Regions from separate parts of the Homo sapiens genome. Here region 2 is linked to region 1. The links are chromatin contacts, found by Hi-C or POLR2A ChIA-PET in ENCODE. All regions are on one chromosome and are shown on one strand. The core of a region is the stretch at or near the end of the contact, and the rest is flanking DNA. Distances in the headings are between cores, read along the strand shown. Region 1 has its middle 120 kb from the start of GOSR1. Region 2 has its middle 95 kb from the start of CRLF3.

Evidence for each region. A loop is a pair of places that touch in the nucleus more often than their neighbours do. ChIA-PET counts read pairs that join two places held with the same protein, here RNA polymerase II (POLR2A). Pooled maps may share reads with other maps.
Region 2: a map with no recorded cell type shows a loop between it and region 1 (8-fold over the local background). The contact joins two enhancer-like sites. A Hi-C loop is called at or near these places in 4 of 168 maps with a recorded cell type or tissue (GM12878, chondrocyte, endothelial cell of umbilical vein and 1 more), 10 of 37 single-sample maps with no recorded cell type and 17 of 50 pooled maps. POLR2A ChIA-PET finds 5 or more read pairs at or near these places in 5 of 52 experiments (A549, AG04449, SK-N-SH and 2 more).

The regions. Positions count from the first base shown.
Region 1 is chr17:30,598,188-30,605,314 of GRCh38, forward strand. It overlaps the pseudogene SMURF2P1-LRRC37BP1 and the pseudogene SMURF2P1. Among named protein-coding and RNA genes, the nearest start is that of GOSR1, 120 kb to the left of the region's middle. RefSeq lists a silencer at 2,095-2,574. Within about 2 kb of position 2,209, at least 40 of the 41 ENCODE cell types and tissues checked have a DNase peak (open chromatin) inside an H3K27ac peak, as active enhancers do; they include GM12878, where a contact is called at or near this core.
Region 2 is chr17:30,726,039-30,732,533 of GRCh38, forward strand. It overlaps the pseudogene SUZ12P1. Among named protein-coding and RNA genes, the nearest start is that of CRLF3, 95 kb to the right of the region's middle. RefSeq lists an enhancer at 5,561-6,181 and a silencer at 5,879-5,948. Within about 2 kb of position 2,818, at least 5 of the 41 ENCODE cell types and tissues checked have a DNase peak (open chromatin) inside an H3K27ac peak, as active enhancers do; they include GM12878, where a contact is called at or near this core.

The DNA of each region.
Region 1 (7,127 bases), core at 959-3,458:
TACAAGAAAGCCTAAATACAAACCTCTGCATGTTAACCCTGTATACATTTTTCTATGCTGTCACTTACATTTTTGAATGTACTGCTTTAAACTTCAAAACAAGCAGTCTCCCCCAGGTCTCCCATCACCTTCTGAAATACTAACTTACATTAACTAATATAAAGCTACAAATTATGTTAGTTGGGTGGCTGGAAACAAAGAATGTGCCATAAAAATAAGGCAAATGTGAATGTGTACATCAGTTTGCTAAGTTTTTTGCCACTGTTCAGCCTCTTAAATTGTGGTAGCAGCTATTGTTCACATTGATTTGTATATATCTGTAGTACAAGGAAGCATTTCTAAAGGACCTTGCTCATTGTTCTGCACAAAATAGCCACTTAATATTTGTTGAATGAATTGCTGGCACTATCTCTGGTATTTTTATTTTTATTTATTTATGTATTTATTTTTGATACGGAGCCTCATTCTGTTGCCCAGGCTGAAGTGCAGTGGCGTGATCTTGGCTCACTGCCACCTCTCGGGATCAAGCGATTCTCGTGCCTTGGCCTCCCTAGTAGCTGGGACTACAGGCATGCGCCATCACGCCTGGCTAATTAATATATATATATATATATTTTTTTTTTTTTTTTTTAGCAGAGACGGGATTTCACCAAGTTGGCCAGGCTGGTCTTGAACTCCTGACCTCAAATGATCCGCCCGCCTTGGCCTCCCAAAGTGTTGGGATTACAGGGGTGAGCCACCCTGCCCGGCCTATCTGTGGTATTTCTAGTGTGATGTCTAGAACTTCATATACTTTTTTGGATTACTTTAATTGTAAGGCTGTATCCAAACTGATGAAATGCTCTCAGAGGTAACTATCTGGAGAGGTGACTACACTGATGCATTAAAAGAAATGACTGGCATGGAATAAGGATTAAAATATATTAATCCAAAACATTTAAAATTGCATTAATAACAGCCTAAAGCAAAACTAATGAATCACATAAAAAATCTCCCACGCTGTTGTTCTTAGTAGTTTACATTGTGCTACATACTTTCGCATGCATATGCATACAACTTCTATTCTGTTTTTAAACTTTGCATTACATATACATTCTTCCATATTATATGATCTTCATAAAACTTGTCAGTTAAATGGCTGCATTAAAAAGCATGCGGTTCATGGACCATTATGCTGTTCCCTCATTCCTTTTGTTATTAATGGAATATAGCAAAGAACATCTTCCGTACTATTATTTATTTGTCAAGAATAGGGCCAGGCATGGTGGCTCAGGGAGCCGAGCCTGAGAGCACTTTGGGAGGCCGAGGCAGGCGGATCTCTTGAGGTCAGGAGTTCGTGACCAGCCTGGCAACGTGGGGAAACCTAAATGTCTCTACTAAACATGTCTCTACTAAAAATACAAAAATTAATGGGGCGTGGTGGTGCACACCTGTGGTCCCAGCTACTCCAGAGGCTCATGTGAGAGTATCACCAGAGCCCAGGAAGTTGAGGCTGCAGTGAGGCGTGGTCACACTACTGCACTCAAGCCTGGGCGACAGAGGGTGACCCTGTCAAAAAAAAAAAAAAAAATCCTAGCAGTAAAGTTACAAGGTCAAAGGATAAGGTACACATTTAAAAAGAAATTTTCTTTCTCCTCCTGAGATAACTAAATACAGCAGTGTATGAACAACCCTTCATACATTACTCTCCAAGGTTTATCTTGTTAATCCTTTCAGATGTTATCATCTCCCTATCCTTGGCTGCACCTGAAAAGAGCAGGAGCCGGCAGGTAACCCGATCGCCTCCCCCAGGTGAGTCTCCGATGGAGGTGTCAACTACAAGACCAGGAGCAGAGCAGTCCTGGGGCTTTGCTGGAACCATTGGCGTGGGAATGCTGTCTCTTCCCTCGCCCGAGAGACGCCAGATTCCCAGCGGGCAGCGGACTCGGTTCTAACCTTCCTCGCCCCAGCCTCTAGGAGCGCTCTGCACGCAGTGGGCGTCTAATAAATGCAGTCGGCCCTGCTTGGACAAAAGCTCTCCTTAAGTGGACCGGACACTATGCCCCTCCAGGTGCCAGAGTTGTCGCCCCCGCTGCCACTTTGCTCCCTGCGCGCGTTCCGCGTGAGACCCTCGGCGGCACCTCACCCACTCCCTGACGGCCGGTGCCAGCCCGGGGCACCCTGGGTACTCTGCGCGCGCCCGCTGGCCCCGCCCGGCCCCAACGGCCCCAACTCCCGTCTCCTCCCAGTCCCCCGGAGCCGACCAGTGGTGGCGGCAGCCCCAGGTCCCGGGTCCCTCAGACAAAAAGGCGGGTGGAGGAGGAGTAGCCGAGCCCAGAGTCCTGCTCCGGCGCCGCCGAGCACCGCCCGCCTCAGCCGACCAGCCCCGTCGGCTACTGGGCCTAGCCTAGAGGAGAGGAGGGAAAGGCCGCGGAGGCCGCGAGGAGACGGCTGGGGCGCCAGCGGCCGGCTGCCGCCTAGTTGTGCTGCCCGGACCAAGGAAGGAGAAGTGGGAGGAGCGGGGAGCTCAGCGGCTCAGGACGACGACGCTCGCCACATCCGGGACCCTCCGGCCGTGGCGGTCGCAGCGCCGGCAGCTCGGGCCTCAGCCCCTGCCTCTGTGGTGACTCCGCCGCGCTTCGACGTCGCCCCTGTCCCCGTCCCGCCCGCCGCCCCCGCCAACCCCGCCGCCGGGGACATGTCCAACCCCTGAAGCCGGAGGAACGGGCCAGTCAGACTGCGCCCGACAGGTGATGGGGAGCGGCGGCCGGGCTGGGCAGCCGCCGGGTGGGCGAGCTGGCGCGGGGTACCTGTTGACTTGGGAAGGGCCAGGATCGCGATCAATGGTGAGTTGGGGGTCGGAGGAGTAGGAAGGCCTAGTTCAGGGAGAGTAATTGGAAAGCCACTCGCTCTGGTTTGGACATTCTTTAAAAAGCCGAGGATGACTCGGGGAGGCGGGGTAGTCTTTTGTGGAGGGGAGGATACACCCGTTCGCATCGCAGCGGATTTCGGGCTGAAAAGTCTTGGTCAAGGAGCCCGACGCTGCCTCCCGGGGCTCGGGGAGCAGCAGCCCCTGGGCTACGGCCCAGGTGGGCTCGTGAAGGGGATTATTGAATCCGGTTGCAGACTGCGCGCAGTAAACACTCCTTAAAGATGGAGCGCTTAACGGGAGGGTGTACGTGTGTGTTCCCGGGTTGTTACCTTGCACACCCACTTATGCCCGCTTGCAAAACCTTTACTCCCCGCCTCTGGCCACCGTTGCCGGGGCCGCACACCTTAAACTCAGGTCTCTCTGAGGAGAGGAGACTGAGGTTGACTTTTCCCATGTGCCTGTCTGATCCGACGGCTCGGGCTCATTGTACACTGTGTTTTGGAAGTGTCTGATTGTAGGGTGGCATGTTTGGGGTTGTACCTTGTAGGCCGCAGAACTTGTGTCACTTCTAACTCCAGACCTGCTTTAAAAACACACTTTTGGAGGCGGGTAGGGGGTACTTTTCTAACTATGTGCTCATACAAACTTTAGAGCAAACTTTCTCTTACTCTCCCCACCCTCCCCCTTCCTTTTTCTAAATGGAAAATAATGTCCGGAGGGGTTGCTAGATAGAAGACTACACTTACAAAGTGTTTATGATTCCAGGCGCATGAAATCTTTAACATTACAGGTACATTTTTGCTTACAGTGCCATTTTTGGTATTCTTACATGGACATGTCACCCCCATTTTAGGAAAACTTGTATTTGGTTTGAAAAGGAATTGAAATCACGACGTTATCCTACCTTCACCATTTACCCCTGATAAATTGTCCACGTTTATATTCCGATGAGTGGTGAGAAAGATAATTTTCCGTAGAGGATTTGTGTGTGCGTGCACGTGTACGAATAAACTGTAATTATGTTTGTCCACACTAGACTTTGAGATTTATTTGAGCTAATTTTGTGGTTGAATGCCTGTGTGTCACATCCCAGTACAGCTAGATGAAAACTTGCAGTGAATTTGGTATTTGAGAATTTATCTCGAATGTCTGTTGGCTGCAATTTAAATAATATACGACCTTCATGACAGTTTTGCTTTCCCTAGGGAAAAATGCAGGGAATCATTAACTGAGTGGTTCTTAATGGAAAACCTGGATTGGAGGATACTTGTATTTCCCCCTACTCCCCCCCATTCAATGTCCTTATATTGGGAGAAGTCAATGGAAACCTTTTTAGGGGATCTTTGTTGCTTTAGAGTTTATCTGTTGCTATCTGGAATCAGTGATCATCGAAAGAACATGCGATCCCAGGTGTGCAGAAAGCATCAGAAATAAGCTGTTTCCATTTACTTCCCTCAAGGCTACATAGAGAAAATGAGGGAAAAAATAGGGATTTTGATTTTCTGCAGATAAAATGAGTTGAGGTTTTTAGTATGACTCAGTAGATCTTAAAGTGTTTATCTGTGGTTTCTGTACTGCCTATGATACATTATAAAAATTTATAAGTAAAGTTTGTTAAGAGGAAAGATTATGCTTATATTTTAGGGGAAGAGGGAATATTGAACTACATTTATAGAGTGATTTTGTTTCAGGTTTTTCTGAGGATTTTTTAAATACCCTGTGTCCACTTAATAGGAAAAACAGTTTGAGGTACTCTGAGTTTCTTACAACTATTTGTCTCTGAATAGTTTTCTCTTAAAATTTGACAAATGTTAAAAACATTGTCCTTCCTCCTTTGGTTATAGTGGAGTCTTCTGTTTTGCCAGGAAAGCGAACATTTTTTTTTTCATTTTTGTTCATCATTTACAAATTAGATGGGATATATTTTAGCAAATAGATCTCAAGAGCTGGATTTAATTAGCAGCTTTTTAGGACATAAACATTAAAGGGTTAGATGGAAAAGATTGTTTTGACTGACAGGATAAATGACAGGGCTGTGTTTGATGTGCGTCCAGGAATTGGTCTGGAGCTGGTGCCCAACTTCTCAGTCCATCTTGAGAAGCCAAATAAAATACTTAACCTAGGCCTCATTTTGTTTAAAAAAAAAAAAAAAAGTTGATTCTTTGTTAAGACCTTAAGAAATGTTTGGCATACCTTTAGACTAAGTGTTTAACAGTTCATTTAGACCTGGGTTCCCTAATAGAGGAAAAAAAATCACTTAAAAAAAGACAGATCCCACAGTGAATTTATATTTGGTTTACAATACACTTGGGCTGTAAGATGTTTTAAAATTATTGTTCTTTGCTTTAAGTTAATACCATATTAGTATTTTAAATTTATAGAGTACCTTTGATTTCAATATGCTGTATAAATTTTAGTTACTTGGTAATAACCTTATTGCGGAATTGCCTTTTTACTGAAAGGTATAAACATTTCTTGCATGGTGACACACACACACACACACACACACACACACACACACTCACACACTCACACACTCATACACTGTCTTTCTGAAATATTTGAACCGTGAGAGCTCTGCCCACAATTGATATTAGACCTTTCCACATATTATTCTTAAAACCACAGTCAGTGAATTGTTTGGTATTTGTCAATGCTAAGAAGGTGGGACTAATTTAATAATTTGATCCCAAATTTTAGATTCCTCAGGCAATTGGGGGTTAGAATCCAATTTCATCCATCAAGCTACTTCTGTTCTTTGTGACACATTAACATATGATCATTAAAATGGGCTGTATGGTAACACTATCAACTTCAACTAATATTTCTAGAACAAATTGATTATAAAATGTATAATTTCTATACCATTATACCTATATGACTGTCAGATACAGGCTTTTCTTACAATGGTTTGGATAGAAAAATATTCTTTACAGTAAAAACTTTAGGATAATTTTCAGACCATTATTGTTTTTGAAAACCAAAGGCTGCAAAAAGCAGTTTAATGTAATTTCTAATATTTTAAATTCTTAGGTATGGAGAAGTAGAATAAGATTACTCCTTCAGAACATTTATTTCAGATCTTTTTATAAATTTAATGTTTTTGTATGCTGCTTCTCATATTATTAATTTCAAAGCCCTTGGCAGTAAGGAGGTTAACCTTGTCTATAATGTAAGGAAATTTAACTTTAAAAATTTCCCTTTATATATGCTAGCGTCTTAATCTTGTTTCACTACATATTTTATTAATTCAAGGCCTTGAAAATTATGGCTTTATTCTATTACACAGGTTTTTAAGTATGCCTATACACCATAATGACGTTATTTATTTATTTATTTATTTGAGATGGAGTTTCGCTCTTGGCTGGAGTGCAGTGGCGCGATCTCAGCTCACTGCAACCTGGGCCTCCCGGGTTCAAGCGATTCTCCTGCCTCAGCCTCCCGAGTTGCTGGGACTACAGGCGCATGGCGCCACGCCTGGCTAATTTTTTGTATTTTTAGTAGAGATGGGGTTTCACCGTGTTAGCCAGGATGGTCTCTATCTCCTGACCTCGTGATCCGCCAGCCTCTGCCTCCCAAAATGCTGGGATTACAGGCGTGAGCCACCACGCCCAGCCAAGAAATTTTTTAAATGCAAAGTTCTCTAGCCACTTTGTATTTACCACTACATGTCTCACTAACTTCAGGAAACCTGATAGCTTTTGACCACATTAGAGTAACTTGGCTCTCAAGTTAACTTTTTGTAGAATAGTATAATCAGGTTAAGTTGAAACCTATCTTTCTTTAGTCTTCCAATATAATTATAGGACACTTTTTGGTTAAACCATTGTTCCATGTTTACATTATTATGATTATGTAAATATCCATAGTTGGGTCACATGGGTACAAGAATTATATTTTCTTTCTTGACAGCTTTTGTTTTTTCTGAAATTAGTAGCTACTTTTCCCTTTTGTTTAGTTTTCTATTCCTCTCCTAGCTAGAAATGAGAAATTACATGTCATAATCCTCAAACTCTCCTACAGAACTGAAGATCTTTTCTCCATATATTCAGTTCTGTCAGTATTCCTTTGGCTTTGTTTCTTCTTGGAGATACCCCTCCTGGGGGTCTGTGTTCTCTTTCTTCAGCCTGGCATAATGGTTCTCTAAGACCTGCTGGGCAGTTGTCCTGGGACTTGCCTGTATTGTTATGTTGGCAATTTCCTTTGTCTCTTCTAGATTTAGTGACTTCCTATTTTTTGTTTACTCTCCTGATTTGGTGAACTCTATCTTCTGTTG
Region 2 (6,495 bases), core at 1,568-4,067, 130 kb after region 1:
GAATTGCTTGAACTGGGAGGGAGAAGTTGCAGTGAGCCAAGATTGTGCCACTGCACTCCAGCCTGGGTGACAGAGCGAGACTCCGTCTCAAAATAATAATATTATTATTATAGCATACTGTTTTCTTGAAACTTGCTGAGGAATTAGACTCAAGTGTTCTCACCACACACACCAGAAAGGTATCTAGGTGAGGTGTTGGATATGTTGTTAGTTAGCTTGGTTGTAGTAATCATTTCACAACACATAATGGATATCAAAATATCATGTAACCTTAAATATATGTAATTTCTATTTGTCAGTGATGCCTCAGTAAAGCTAGGGAGAAAATAAAAAGGACCCTTCTGTGCAACAGCCCACATGTCCATTACCGATGACTGGATAAAGAAAACATGGTCCACCCATGCAGTGGAATACTACGCAGCCATAAAACGGAATGAAGCCCGGATCCAGGCTATAACGTAGGTGAGCCTTGGAAACGTGGCGCTGAGTGAGAAGCTGGACACAAAATAAGGCCAGGAATGGTGGCTCACACCTGTAATCCCAGCACTTTACGAGGCCAAGATGGGCAGATCACTTGAGTCCAGGAGTTTGAGGCCAGCCTAGGCAACATGACGAAATCCTGCCTCTACAAAAAATACAAAAATTAGCCAGGAGTTAATTTAGAGGGGTCATGTGACTATAGTCCCAGCTACTCAGGAGGCTGAGACGGGAGGATCACTTGAGCCTGGGAGGTGGAGGTTACAGTGAGCCGAGATTGGGCCACGGCACTCCAGCCTGGGCAACAGAGTGAGACCCCCATCTAACTGGTGGGGCGGGGGAGGCCACATAGCCTGTGATTCCATTTGTATGAAATGTCTAGAATAGGTAAATCCATGGAGACAGAAAGTAGACTATAAGTTACCAGGGCTGGGCGACGAGGGGAGTGGGCGTTATTGTTCAGTGGGTATGGAGTTTCTATTTGGGGTGATAAAAAAGTTTTGGAGGCTGGACACAGTGGCTCATGCCTGTAATCCCAACACGTTGGGAGGCCGAGGCGGGTGGATCACTTGAGGTCAGGAGTTCCAGACGAGCCTGGCCAACATGGTGAAACCCCGTGTCTACTCATGGTGGTGGGCGCCTATAATCCCAGCTACTCAGGAGGCTGAGGCAGGAGAATCGCTTGAACCCCAGAGGTGGAAGTTGCAGTGAGCCAAGATTGTGCCACTGCACTCCAGCCCCGGTGACAAAGTGAGACTCCGTCTCAAAAAAAAAAAAAAAAAGGAGGTGGTGCCTCTGGCTGCCAGGAGAGCCTGGACATCGGAGGCAAAGGGGCCAGAGGGCACTTGGGGAGTGGCCAGGGCCCAGGACTAGAGGGGCAGATGCTGAAGACAGATGTGTGGACCAACACTGGGGTGTTCTGGAAGTATACACAGCCCAAAGACTTACTCTTGAACTGGATTTAGGGGTGAGAGAAAGAGGAGTCAAGGCTTTCAGCTCCTGGGGTTCTGGCTGGAGGGCCTGGAAGGATGGTGGCACCGTGCACTGATGTAGGGGCTTGTATTGGTCTGGTTGGGCTGAAGATGCCTTGGAGTTCCTGGTGGAAGTATACATGGCTCAGCGGGGGCTCCACTCTGGAGTCTCAGCATTCTAGGGTGCAGCCTGGGAGGAAGAGAGGGACTGCCTCTTCCGTGGGTGTCTTTGTGCCCTGACTGGCGCCAGGCTGTGCATGGCACCCTCTGATGGGGCCTGTGTTGGCCCAGCGTGTACGTGCACTGCTCTCCTTACCAGAACCCTGCAGAATAGCAGCGCAGAGGGAACCAGGGCCAGGGAGGTGAGGAGACCAGCTCAAGGTCACACAGGGCACGTATAAGGCAAAATTGGGATCTAGACCCATGTGGATTCGCTGCCCACACAACTTGGCATCGGGTGGCTTCCCTGCCCTTTTTTTTTTTTTTTAATTAAGAGAGGGTCTTGCTCTGTTGCCCAGACTGGAGTGCAGTGGCAGGATCATAGCTTACTGCAGCCTTGCAAACTCCTGGGCTCAAGTGATCCTCTTGCCTCAGCCTCCCAAGTAGCTGGGCACCACCACGCCAAATTAAAAAACAAAAAATTTGGCCGGGCGCTGTGGCTCACGCCTGTAATCCCAGCACTTTGAGAGGCCCAGGTGGGCTGATCACGAGGTCAAGAGATCGAGACCATCCTGGCCAACACGGTGAAACCCCGTCTCTACTAAAAATACAAAAAATAGCTGGGCGTGGTGGCGCATGCCTGTAGTCCCAGCTACTCAGGAGGCTGAGGCAGGAGGATCGCTTGAACCCAGGAGGCGGAGGTTGCAGTCAGCCGAGATCGTGCCACTGCACTCTAGCCTGGTGACAGAGTGAGACTCCGTCTCAAAAAAAAAAACAAATTTCTAGAGACATGTTGCCCAGGCTGGAGTGCAGTGGCACGATCATAGCTCACTGCAGCCTTGAACTCCTGGGCTGAAGTGATCCACCCACCTTAGCCTCCCAAAGCACTGGGATCACAGGCATGAGTCACCGTACAAATCCAGCCATTTTTACTTCCCCTAACCAGTTCCTCTGCTAGGATGCCTGTTGCAGTGTGAAAGAAAGCGCTTGGAGACCCTGGGAGGGGAGTACTCCTCAGCTTGGGGACACTGCCTCCACTGAACCTTTCTGTGGCTGGACAGTTGGAGAAATGAGGAAGTTGAAATAAGGAAGCCACTCCCCATCCCCAAAGTAACATGCTGGAAAATGATCTGAAAGTGACACCAGCCATGTCTAGTCACAGATGTGGGGGGAGATGCGGACGGGGGCTGGTGGCGGCTGGGGGAGTAACACGCTGTAAAATGATCTGAAAGTGACACCAGCCGTGTCTAGTCAGGGATGTGGGGGGAGATGCGGATGGGGGCTGGAGGTGGCTGCGGGGGATTTAGTGAAGAAGCTGGGGCAGTGGAGAGGGAGCTGGTATCAGGAGTGGGCATGAGAGGGGAAGCGGGCAGAGAGCTACAGGGCTGGAGAGGGGGTGTTCAGGGCTGTCTTGCAGATATTATCCTCCCATTTCCCATGTGAGGAGACTGAGGTCTGGACCAGGTGTCCTGCCCTGTGGGGATCTTTATTTATTGAGGGCCTGTGCCTATTTGTTTTATTTTATTTATTTATTTTTGAGACAGTCTGGCTCTGTTGCCCGGACTGGAGTGCAATGGCACAATCTAGCCTCACTGCAACCTCTACCTCTCGGGTTCAACCAATTCTTGTGCCTCAGCCTCCCGAGTAGCTGGGATTACAGGTATCTGCCACCACGCCCGGCTAATTTTTTGGTATTTTTAGTAGAGACGGGGTTTCACCATGTTGGCCAGGGTGGTCTCGAACTCCTGACCTCTGGTGATCCACCCGCCTCGGCTTCCCAAAGTGCTGGGATTACAGGCATGAGCCACTGTGCCCAGCCGTGTGCTGATTTCTAAGGGCCTCTCTCAAGAAGCTCGTGTTGATAAAAAGGTAATTTCAGGTGCTCACTTGAGAGCTGTGAATTAAAAACAGGGAAAAGATGGCGGGTGAGGGCAGCAGGCGAGGACTGTTTTGTTTGCAGGGGGCCAGGGTAGGTCACTCTGCTGCGGTGACCTTGCGGCTGAGCCCTGAACAATGAGCAGCCGCAGCCAACATGCAGGGATCCTGCTTGGGGGCTGGAACTGGAATGTTGAATGTTTCAGGAACAGGAGGGAGGACAGAATGGGGCTTGGAGAGCTTGGTGGCACCAGTTCACCCACAGCCTCTGGGCTCTAGTGAGGAAATGAGACCCCAGCAGAGACCAGGGGGTCAGTTAATGTTCGGATCAACATCATTATGTGGTCCCTTAGCTCTGAGTGAAGGGCGGATTGGGAGGCGGGCAAGGAGGCCAGGACAACATACAGGTGACATAGGATGGCGGCATGGGCCTGGGTGCTGTGCTTAGAGCCAGAAGTGGGCAGGTCGCGAGATACTTGAGAGGCAGAGCCCACAGGACTTGCTGATGGCTTCTGTGAGGGGGATGACAGGGAAGGTGAGGAATCAAGGCAGAGTCTCAGCTTTGGGATCTGAGATTCATTCAACAAATAATTCAGTGCCGCGTGCCAGGCCTATTCTAAAAGTTGAGGATATGAAGACAACAATGGTGATGGCCTCAAGCAGTAATCCCAGCACTTTGGGATGTTGAGGCAGGAGGATCTCTTGAGGCCAGAAGTTCATGTTCAGCCTGGGCAACATAGCAAGACCTCATCTTTGCAAAATAAAATAAATTAGCTGGACGTGATGGCGCATACCTGTGGTCTCAGCTACTAGGGAGGCCGAGGCGGGAGGATCGCTTGAGCCTGGGAGGTGGAGGCTGCAGTGAGCCATGATTTCACCACTGCACTCCAGCCTGAGTGACAGAGCAAGACCCTATCTCTAAAAAAAAAAAGTAAAATTTGGGGATGCGGCCACCATGAGCAAAACAGTTCAATGATCCCTGCCCCATGAAGAGGACATTCTATACACCAGGTGAATAGTTCCATCTGAGCAATGGCCTGAAGGAGCCGGCCATGTGGACAGTGGGTTGGCAGAAGCTACAGGTGGAGGAAGCGACAGGTGCAAAGGCCCTGGGGCAAGGCCTGCTGTGGTCCAGGAATAGCAGGAGTGGCTGGAGCAGACATGGGGTCAGGGAGCTAACTGGGCCAATTACAAGGGTTTTGGTTTTCAGCAGGGAAATGGTAATGGGGGCTCTGATGAGAAATTCCAGGCTGGACATAAGAGATTTGAAAGTGCTGGCTCAATGATGGTACTGAGAGCCCAGGACAGCCTGAGATGGGACAGGCTGGGATGACAGCTGGATGTGACAGAGCAGGGGTTCCCATGCTGGAGGGCCCGCCTCAGAGAATGTGTGTTTCTGGCCAGCACAGTGGCTCACGCCTGTAATCCCAGCACTTTGGGAAGCCGAGGCAGGCGGATCACGAGGTCAGGAGATCGAGACCAGCCTGGCCAACATGGTGAAACCCTGTCTCTAATAAAAACACAAAAAAATTAGCCAGGCGTGGTGGCGAGCGCCTGTAATCCCAGCTACTCTGGAGGCTGAGGCAGGAGAATCGCTTGAACCCGGGAGGCGCAGGTTGTAGGGAGACGAAATCGCGCCACTGGCACTCCAGCCTGGGCGACAGAGGGAGGCTCCGTCTCAAAAAAAAAAAAAAAAAAAAAAAAAAGCAAGGCTCGCAAAACACCGGATTCCTTCTCAGCTTTCTGAGCTGAAAAGGTATAGATCCTCAAGAAGAGAAGAGTGTATGTAAGTACTTCTCAACCAGTTTACCTCTCTGACCGCTCTTACGGTGTTTGGGGGCAAAAAACTAAGGATCTAGACTCTCTAAACCGCTCGCTGGGTCCTTCTCTCCCCACAATGCACCGGGGCCAGCAGGAAGGCCGCTCCGACCCCTAATTTTCCCGCGAATTCAGTTCAAAGAGGCGGCCGGGCCCGCGATCGGCAGCGCGCACCGGCCAACCAAGCCGCGCCTCCGCGAGAAGCGCCTCCGCGTGACTGACGGGGGAATCCGCGGGCCAACGGGCTGGGCGGCCCGGCGGTGCGCGCTCCCGCCGGCCAATCAGAGCGCCGGGCGGGGGAAGTGGGCGGAGCGAGGCCTGGGTAGGGTGAGCGGCCTCCGAAGCGGAGCGGGGCTCTGAGGAGACACTTTTTCTTCCTCCCTCCTTCCCTCCTCTCCTCCTGCCTTCCCTTCCCCTTTCCTCCCCTCTCTCCTCCTTCTCCCCTCGGTCAGCCGGAGCCTGCTGGGGCGAGCGGTTGGTATTGCAGGCGCTTACTCTCCGGGGCCGCCCGGCGAGTAGCTGGCCGGGGAAGGAGGCAGGAACCGCGATGGCGCCTCAGAAGCACGGCGGTGGGGGAGGGGGCGGCTCGGGGCCCAGCGCGGGGTCCGGGGGAGGCGGCTTCGGGGGTTCGGCGGCGACGGCTTCGAGCGGCAAATCCGGCGGCGGGGGCTGTGGAGGCGGTGGCAGTTACTCGGCCTCCTCCTCCTCCGCGGCGTTACCGGTGAAGAAGTCGAAAATGGAGCACGTCCAGGCTGACCACGAGCTTTTCCTCCAGGCCTTTGAGAGTGAGTGCGTGCGAGGCTTTGAGGGCAGGAAGACCCACTCTGCCAACACCGGGGATGGGACACTCTGCTGGGCCCCCTTCCTCCTCGGGAGTCCACTTGTGTGGTAGTGGAGGGAGGAATTGAGGGGATGTCCCCCTTTCGGAGATTACGTCTCCAGGGGATCCGGAGTCCAGGGCCTTGGGAGAGCTGGAAAAGAGGGTCCGGGCGGGTTCTTGACTCCCCCAAGATTGACGCAAGAGGCTCGGGACTGGGGCCCCACGTTCAGAGCAGGCGGCTTTTAGATGAGGAGGTAGCAGTTGAACTGAGCCGCAGTCACATCCCGAGACTGGTTCTTGTTTTCTTTCATGCCTTTCGGACTCTAGAAATACAGGGGTTTCGGTTGTAGCTTTTGAGGGGCAAAATGAAGCCTG